2 separate regions of the Homo sapiens genome follow, and region 1 is linked to region 2. A link is a loop called in an ENCODE intact Hi-C map of the cell type or tissue named here. Cell type or tissue: heart right ventricle. All regions are shown on one strand. Each heading gives the region's core, and the rest is flanking DNA. Links, peaks and the distances in the headings are about the cores only.

The links. A loop is a pair of places that touch in the nucleus more often than their neighbours do. Peaks named below come from ENCODE experiments on the same cell type or tissue, not always from the same donor. Only the 100,000 strongest peaks of a DNase experiment are listed, where the experiment ranks them.
Region 1: it touches region 2 in a loop (2.0-fold over the local background); 1 of 110 quality-filtered maps calls a loop at or near these places.

The regions. Positions count from the first base shown.
Region 1 is chr14:71,777,756-71,782,153 of GRCh38, reverse strand. No RefSeq gene overlaps it. Among named protein-coding and RNA genes, the nearest start is that of RGS6, 150 kb to the left of the region's middle. In heart right ventricle, for the core only: no CTCF peak of the experiment used is centred there; a DNase peak (open chromatin) is centred at 1,817; H3K27ac peaks cover 2,482 bases.
Region 2 is chr14:71,832,806-71,837,203 of GRCh38, reverse strand. No RefSeq gene overlaps it. Among named protein-coding and RNA genes, the nearest start is that of RGS6, 97 kb to the left of the region's middle. In heart right ventricle, for the core only: no CTCF peak of the experiment used is centred there; no DNase peak of the experiment used is centred there.

The sequences.
Region 1 (4,398 bases), core at 184-4,183, 55 kb after region 2:
TCACCATGTTGGCCAGGCTAGTCTCGAACTCCTGACCTCAGGTGATCTGCCCGCCTCAGCCTCCCAGAGTGCTGGCATTACAGGCATGAGCCACCGCACCAGGCCCCGTTGCTTATTTTCTTTGTTCACAGCTTCCTAGTACATGTATGGTAGGTTACTCCTGGCCAGAAGCCACTTGGGCTTCCTGTTATATTTGAGTTTCTGCTTCTCTGAAGGGTGACTGCAAAGCTCTTTAAGAACCTCAAAAGTAAAATTGAACTTCCAGAGTCAAATGGAGGCACATCACATAACTTTCATTTTTTAATTTTTAATTTGTATCATTATTATTATTTTTTTGAGACAGAGTCTCGCTCTGATGCCCAGGCTGGAGTGCAATGGCATGATCTCTATCTTCACTGCAACCTCCACCTCCTGAGTTCAAGTGACTCTCCTGCCTCAGCCTCCTGAGTAGCTAGGGTTACAGGTGCCCGCCACCACACCTAGCTAACTTTTGTATTTTTGTATTTTTAGTAGAGACAGGGTTTCACCAGGTTTCACCATGTTGGCCAGGCTGGTCACAAACTCCCGACCTCAGGTGATCCGCCCCTGCCCCCAGCCTCCCAAAGTGCTGGGATTACAGGCATGAGCCACCATGCCCAGCCATAAATTTTATTTTGGGCCATCCAAGTATGCCTTCCAAACTTCATATTCATATGAAGTGTTAAGATACATCAGATATCAGGCCAGGCGCAGTAGTTCACACCTGTAATCCCAGTGCTTAGGGAGGCAGAGGCAAGAGGATCACTCCAGCCCAGAAGTTTGAGATCAGCCTGGGAAACACAGTGAGACCCTGTCTCTACAAAAATATTTTAAAATTAGCCAGGCACGGAAGCACACACCTGTAGTTCTAGCTGTTTGGGATGCTGAGGCGAGGAGATCTCTTGAGCCCAGGAGTTTGAGGCTGCAGTAAGCTATGATCATGTCACTGTACTCCAGCCTGGGTGTCAGAGCAAGACCCTTTCTCAAAAAAGGAAAAAAAATATATATATATATCAGAAATCTCATTGTTTTAAAAAGATTTTCCATGGAAGAACGATGACATCATGTTTGGTTGTATGTGACCTGTGGACGAGTTGTCTGGGGACAACAGGGTGTTGCCTCAGAAGCTTATAAGGCAATAAGGTAGAGGCTGTAGTGAGTTGTAATCACGCCACAGCACTCCAGCCTGGGTAACAGAGTGAGACCCTGTCTTGGGAAAAAAGAAAGAGAGAGAGAGAGAGAATTTTACAACTTTACTGAAACATTTGAGATTGACAGTCACTGATAATCCTGTTAGATTTATTAGATTTGTTAGCTGTGTTTAAATACTTGGGAAAACTGCTACTTTGTTTAGACATTTTAAAAGCTTTTAAAATAAAAAGGGATATATTACCTTTATAAATAATGTTTAAAAGATTTAAAAGAATTGTATTGACTGGGTTAAATAGGATTATTTGATAAATAAAAATATAAGACATATATAGAACATAAAAGTTTAGAGAAAAACTAAGCTTCTGAATTTGTAACATTAATAAATCAACTATTTATTTCAAAACCCCAATTAGTACCAAATAACCCTGAAGGATAGCAGAAATGTTGTTCTGGCTTAGAGCAGAAGCTTCCGGAAACCATCACCCTAATTTTTATCATGAGCTGTGTGACCTGGGATTAAGTCTCTCTATCGCTATGGTCCTTAAGTTTTCTCTTCATTTATAAAACAAAGGCAGTGGCCTAGCTGGTCCCTAAGGCACCTTCCAGATCTGACATTTCAGAATTCCCAGGCTGCCTGTTCCATTTGCCATCCGTTCTGACATGCTGCTGATTTGACAAGTTGCTCAGGAAGGCTGCCCCACCTTGATAAGAATCCTGTTTGGCTGTTCTCCAGGGAATCTTTTAGTTTATGGCTTTTGATAACATCCTACTTACTTGTTTATTTTTAAACCTTAAGAAAATGCTTCCTTCCCCAAACCCAGCTAGGACAATAGGACACACCATAAACAGGGAAAGCCTCATGTGCATAACTTTCTGACTCTTCTTTCCCCATCTTGTTCAAGAAAAGAGCCCTATCTTGACCTAGACTTTCTGAATCTGAAAACCAATTATTTATTTCACCTTGTTCACACGATGTCAAAATACCAATCAGGAAAGTCCATTCTATTCTCAAGTCAGTCAGATCAAAGAAGGTGAACAATTCAAACAGTTCAGGAAGACTCTAATGACCTTGCAGGTGAAGCAACCAGCGGTTTGTATTTGTGGCTGGTTATTAGCTGAGGCAGCCCTTCCAGCCGGTAGTATTGACCATGGGCAAAATTATGATGTCAGAGAGGTTATTCCCACATGCTGATGGCATCTCCCACTTCTTAGGGGGTTTCTCTGAAATCTTTCCTTGGCAGTTTTCTTCCCCTCCATCAGTCCCTTCAGTTGTATTCCAATCTCATTGATTTTGCCCTGGGGCAGTTCTCACAGCCACCATGTTTTAACTGTGTGACCGACTGAATAGACCATGTACTGCCTAACACCATGAACCGCAAGGTCCCTCCCCCGCAGGGATGTGCAATGACCCTTTGGGTAACCTTGGACAAGTTTGACTTCTCTGAGCTCCAGTTTCTTCTAAAAAGGGGTAGTAATATCTCTTTCACATGATAGCTTTGAGGATAGCTTTGATCTCATTAGATAGAGTATATAAAGTACTTAGCATGGAAGCTAGCACAAAGTAAGCACTCAATAAATGGCGTCTCAATAATTATTAATAAGTTATAAATTTGAAAGATCTTCAACACATATGTGGAATTTCCATCAGAAAAAAGTCGCTTACCATCCAGTAAGGCTGCTCCTACGGCAGCACTGTGGGAAGGAGCTGTGTCATCACTACCTAGTTAGATACTGAGGTTGACAGATAGGGAACCATGGTGCCTCTTGGGAGAGCAGAGGTGGGGTCACTTCATCTTGAATAACCACAGTTTTCTTAACCATAAAACAAAGATCATTATAATATTGACTTTGTAGAGTTGGCCTGAATATTAAATAATTACGTAAAATGTTTCACACAGACCCTGGCACATTGGAAGAGCTTGATAAATGTTAGCAATGATTACAAAGTAAGCTCCAGCCGAGCACAGTGGCTCATGCCTGTAATCCCAGTACTTTGGGAGGCTGAGGCAGGCAGATAGCTTGATCTCACGAGTTCGAGACCAGCCTGGGCAACATGGTGAAACCCCATTTCTATACAAAAGAAAACATAAAAATTAGCTGGGTGTGGTGGTGTGTGCCTGTAGTCCCAGCTACTCAGGAGGCTGAGGTGGGAGGATCACTTGAGCCCAGGAGGCAGAGGTTGCAGTGAGCCAAGATCACGCCACTGCACTCCAGACTGGGTGATAGAGCCAGACCTTGTCTAAAAAAAAACAACAAAAAAAAGAAGTTCCTTGAGTTCTGGCTTGTTTTCTAATACATCCAACGTTAAAAATAGTTCCATGTGGCTGCTCAATAAACATTTCTTGAATATATTATAATATTGTCATTGTTACCTTTGGGAAATTAAACAAGAAAAATCAATCCTTAATGGAGAAGATTGTGTTTCTGTGTGGACACAATGCAGGGTTTTTAGGAGGATCCTTAGGAAAAACCAAAGGATTTGTAAAACTTAATTCGGGAGTGAGAATGCAGTCCCAGAAGATGTATAGAAAGGTGGAGGCTTGGCCGGGCGCGGTGGCTCACGCCTGTAATCCCAGCACTTTAGGAGGCAGAGGCAGGCGGATCATGAGGTCAGGAGATCGAGACCATCCTGGCTAACACAGTGAAACCCCGCCTCTACTAAAAATACAAAAAATTAGCCGGGCATGGTGGCGGGTGCCTGTAGTCCCAGCTACTTGGGAGGCTGAGGCAGGAGAATGGCGTGAACCCGGGAGGTGGAGCTTGCAGTGAGCCGAGATTGTGCCACTGCACTCCAACCTGGGTGACAGAGCGAGACTCCGTCTCAAAAAAAAAAAAGAAAGGTGGAGGCTTAGTTAGCAAACTCCACAATGTAAACAAAGAACCTGTGCTAGCAGAGGGATTGGTGGTTTTAATGAAAGCTAGGAGGTTGGAGACAAATGCGACTGCTGAAGAGGCGGCTTCTGCCCTTCCTGTCTGATGTGTCTTCAGTATTGGAAGCAGATGCATCAGGCTGTGGGTTTGATGACAGTAACCACTGAAGTCAACCAACTACCCCACCTTGTCCTGAAATTGGCTCCCAAAGCAGCCTTTTGTTTGTAATTCATGGTTGCAAATGAGAAATGTTCTGGCAGGTTTGTCTTACACAATGATTTTTAAAACTTTTATAAATTAGTTGCTAATATTTATAAATCAGGAAATGACTCCTATAAATCTGAATCTCCAACTTCT
Region 2 (4,398 bases), core at 128-4,127:
AAGCCTGTAATCCCAGCACTTTGGGAGACTGAGGTGGGCAGATTGCTTGAGCTCAGGAGTTCAAGACCAGCCTGGGCAACATGGTGAAACCTTGTCTCTGTCAAAAGTATAAAAATTAGCCAGGCATGGTGGCAGGTGCCTGTGGTCCCAGATACTCGGGAGATTGAGGTGGGAGGATCCCTGAAGTGCCTGTACACTCCAGCCACGATTGCACCTTTGCACTCCAGCCTGGGTGACCCAGTAAGACTGTCTCGAAAAATAAAAATTAAATTATTTCTATTTACTAACAATAAACCAAAAATTTTACATTTTAAAAAAAGATCATTTATAGTAGTGCCAAACATATGGAATATCTAGGAATAAATCTGAAAAACTTGTTTATGAGTTGAAAGACTAAAAATTTTTAAGATGTCAGGTCTCACCAAATTGTTCTATAGATTCAATGCAATTCCTATCCAAATTCCAGCAGGGTTTTTTTTTTTTCTTGTAGAAATTCACAAGCTGATTTTAAACTTCATATGGAAATGCAAAGGACCTAGAATAGCCAAAACAACTTGAAAAAGACACAGTTGGAAGGCTTACACTATCTAATTCCAAGACTTATTATAAAGCTACAGTAATCAAGACAATATGGTATTGGCATAAAGATAAACAAATAGACTAATGGCACAAAATAGAGGGTCCAGATATAGGCCAACACATATGTGGACAACTATGTTCGGATAGTTGCAAAGACAATTCAGTGGAAAAAACATAGTCTTTTCAAAAAATGGTGCTGGAACAATTGGATCTCCATAAGCAAAAAATATTAAACTTAGATCCAATCCTCACACCATATGCAAAAATTAACTCAAAATGGACCAGACACCTGCACACAAAACTTAAAACTGTAAAATTTTTAGAGGTAAACATAGCAGAAAATCTTCAAAAATTTGAGTTAGACAAAGATTTCTTAACCATTATATTAAAATCATAGTCAATAAAAAGAAAACATCGATAAATTGTACTTCAAAGTTTAAAACTTCTGCTCTTTGAAAGACACTGTTAAGAGAATAAAAAGATGACTGAAAGACTGAGGAAAAAATATTTGCAAAGCATATATTTGATAAAGGATATATCAAGAAAAATTAAGAACTCTCACAACTCAAAAATAAGAAAACAATCCAATTATCCAATTTTTTTAAATGGGCAAAGGATTTGAATAGGCATTTTACCAAAGAAGGTATACAAAGGCAAAGAAGCACACGAAAAAGATGCTCAACATCATCAGTAATTAGGGAAATGCAAGTTAAAACAACAAGGAGGTACCACTATATACTTATTAGAATGGCTAAAGTTTAAAAGTGTGGCCTTACCAAGCATTGGCAAAGATGTAGAGAAACTGGAACTCTCATACACTCCTGGGAATGTAAAATGGTACAATCACTTCTAAAAATGATTTCTCAGAAAGTTAAAATACACCTACCATATGACCCAACCATTCTAGTTGTTGGTTTTTACCCAAGAGAACTAAAAGCATATGTCCACACAGAGATTTATACATGAATGTGCATAGCAGCTTTATTTGTAGTAGCCAAAAACTGGAAACAATCCAAATGTCCGTTAACAGATGAATGAATAAACAAATGATGCCATATTCATACCATGGAATACTACTCAACAATAAAAAAGTAATGAACTATAAATTCATGTTAATATAATAATACAAAACAATATTGCCAAGTGAAAAAATATATATAGTGTGATTTTGTTCATATAAAATTTAAGAAAATGCAAATTAATCTATAGTGACAGAAACCAAATTAGTAGTTGCCGAGGGGGAGAGGATGGGAAGGGGCAGAAGAAAGGACTGACACAGAGGCCAAAGGAACTTTTGCATGTGACAGATATGTTCATTATCTTAATGGCGGTGATCATCTCACAGGTATCTAACTTATTTACTTGTATACTTTAAATATCTACTGTTTGCTATATGCACATTCTATTTCAATAAAGCTGTCTTTTTTTAAAAAAAAATCCCTTACTTCAAATTAATAGGATAGGTTAAGGTAGGACAGAGGTGCAGGTCATCAAGCATAGCTACATGGAAAGAAAAGACAAACCTGTCCCTGGAAGTATTGTAAACAGGATGCAATTTCTTTATTAAGCTTTCCTTCCTGCCTACAGGAGACCCCTCTTCCTCCCTCCCTGGCATTCCATGGTGTTTCCTGCTTACCTGGGGTTTGGCATCCTATTCCCAACATGAATCATCCTGGCAGTGACTTCTTCTCTTTTTCTCTCTTTTCTTCTTCACGGAACCCATTCTTAACTGATCTGTCAGTTTGAGAGATATGATTTATGAATTCACAGAAAATTTTAAACCATGCACACACACACACAAATGACCACTGAAAGCAGCTCATCATGTTATCTCTTTTAGCACTGTCCCCTTCAATTCTGGTGAGATTTGCATTTTGAAAGACGCAACTGTTTTTATCCAAAATAAATGTTATAGGTGGAATTTTAGGCAGCACCAAGGAAGTACTTTGGGGCGTAGGGAATTTGCTGGCATCTACTTCATACTTTAAATCAATCTTTGTTTAAATAATAGTCCATGTGTCCTCTTCCCATTGGTTAGAGCAAATTTATTTAGCATCTGAAAAAAGGATAATTTAACAGCTTTGGCTACTTTTTTTTCCTCATAAATATACATGACTTTGCATTTTTAGTTTCCAGATGGGACTGGAATCTACAAGGTCAAAATACCAGAAGAAATGCCTCTCTAGCTTTTATAAAGCAAAAAGTTCTGGAAATCTCATCTCCTGCCGGTTGGTCCCAGGAGAATGCTAACCTAATTTTCAGACAGTGAATTAAGTCCTGGATATGAGTTCTATAAAGTATCTGAAGTGTTTCTAAGACACCCCAAATTCTCAGAGGCCATGGGCCCAGAGAGAGGGATATAGCTCAAAGATACCAATTTTACTTCTGGGACTTAAGCAACCAGTTTAATTTTTTTTTTTTTTTTTTTTTTTTTTTTTTGAGGCAGGGTCTCACTCTGATGCCCAGACTGGAAAGCAGTGGTATGAACATAGCTTACTGCAGCCTCAACCTCCCAGGTTCAAGTGATCCTCCCATCTTAGCCTCCCGAGTAGCTGGGACCACAGGTGTATGCCACCCTGCCTGGCTAATTATTGTTATTATTATTGTTGTTATTATTTTGTAGAGACAGGGCCTTGCTGTGTTGCCCAGGCTAGAGTGTAATAGCACTATCATAGCTCACTGCAGCCTCAGCCTTCTTAGGCTCAAGCAACCCTCCCACCTCAGCCTCCCAAGTAGCTGGGACTACAGGTACACACCACCAAACCCAGCTAAGTTTTGGGGGTTTTTTAGAGATGGGGTCTCTCCCTGTTGCCCAGGCTGGTCTCAAACTCCCACGCTCAAGCTGTCCTCTCGCCTTGACCTTCCAAAGTGCTGGGATTACAGACATGAGCCTTGGCACCTGGCCAACAAACAGTTTAAATATATTTATCATAGGGCTGTTATGTGCCAAGCCCTTTGTTAGGCAATGGGAACACAGCTGTGAATGACTGTCAACATCCCTGGCCTTAGTAAGTTTAGAGCTAGATGAGAAGACACACCTACAACAGCAGTCCCAAGTGTGATAAGTGTTAGAGATTGTCATGACCATGTAGGGGTGGGGCACCTAACCCAGGCGGGAGCATCAGAGAAGGCTTCCTGGAGGAGGTAATATTTGAGACTTAAAAGATGACCAAGCAAAGAGAAAGAAGAAGAGGGTTTCAAGCTTAGGGAGAAGGAGAACCCATATTATATTTGAAAATCTTAGAGATGAACAGTACAAATGAGATAGACCAAGAGAGAAGCTAATTCAAAATGAGGCTGAGGAGATGAACAGGAGCTAAATTTTGCAGGGTTTTATAAAACTGGTAAAGAATTTTGGCTTTTAACCTAGGAACCATGACAAGATTGCAAAGATTTGAGTAATAAAGCATGGTGATCACATATGCATTTCAGATTCAGAATCCAGCAGTTTACTTGAAGCCACTGTGTCATCATTTAGCTGTGGTGCTTCAGAGTGGGGCTCCTGAGCTGTATCACCTAGGCTCACACTCTGCCTCTCTTCTCTATTAGCTCTGCAAGTAAGTGAACCTCTCTGAGCCTCAGTTTCTTATCTATAAAAGACAGCAATGATGGTACCCTTCTCATAGGGCTGTCACAAGCATTAAGTCTGTTAGTACATGTAAAGTATTTGCAATTGTCCTTGTCATATAGAAAAGGCTCAAAAAGTATCTCCATTTGTACTTAGGTAGTCTTAAGAATCTCAAACACAGCATGTCTACAACTGAGTTATTTTTTAGCTGTCTCCATGTCACCTACTATTTACAGAGCCAGATTCCCAAA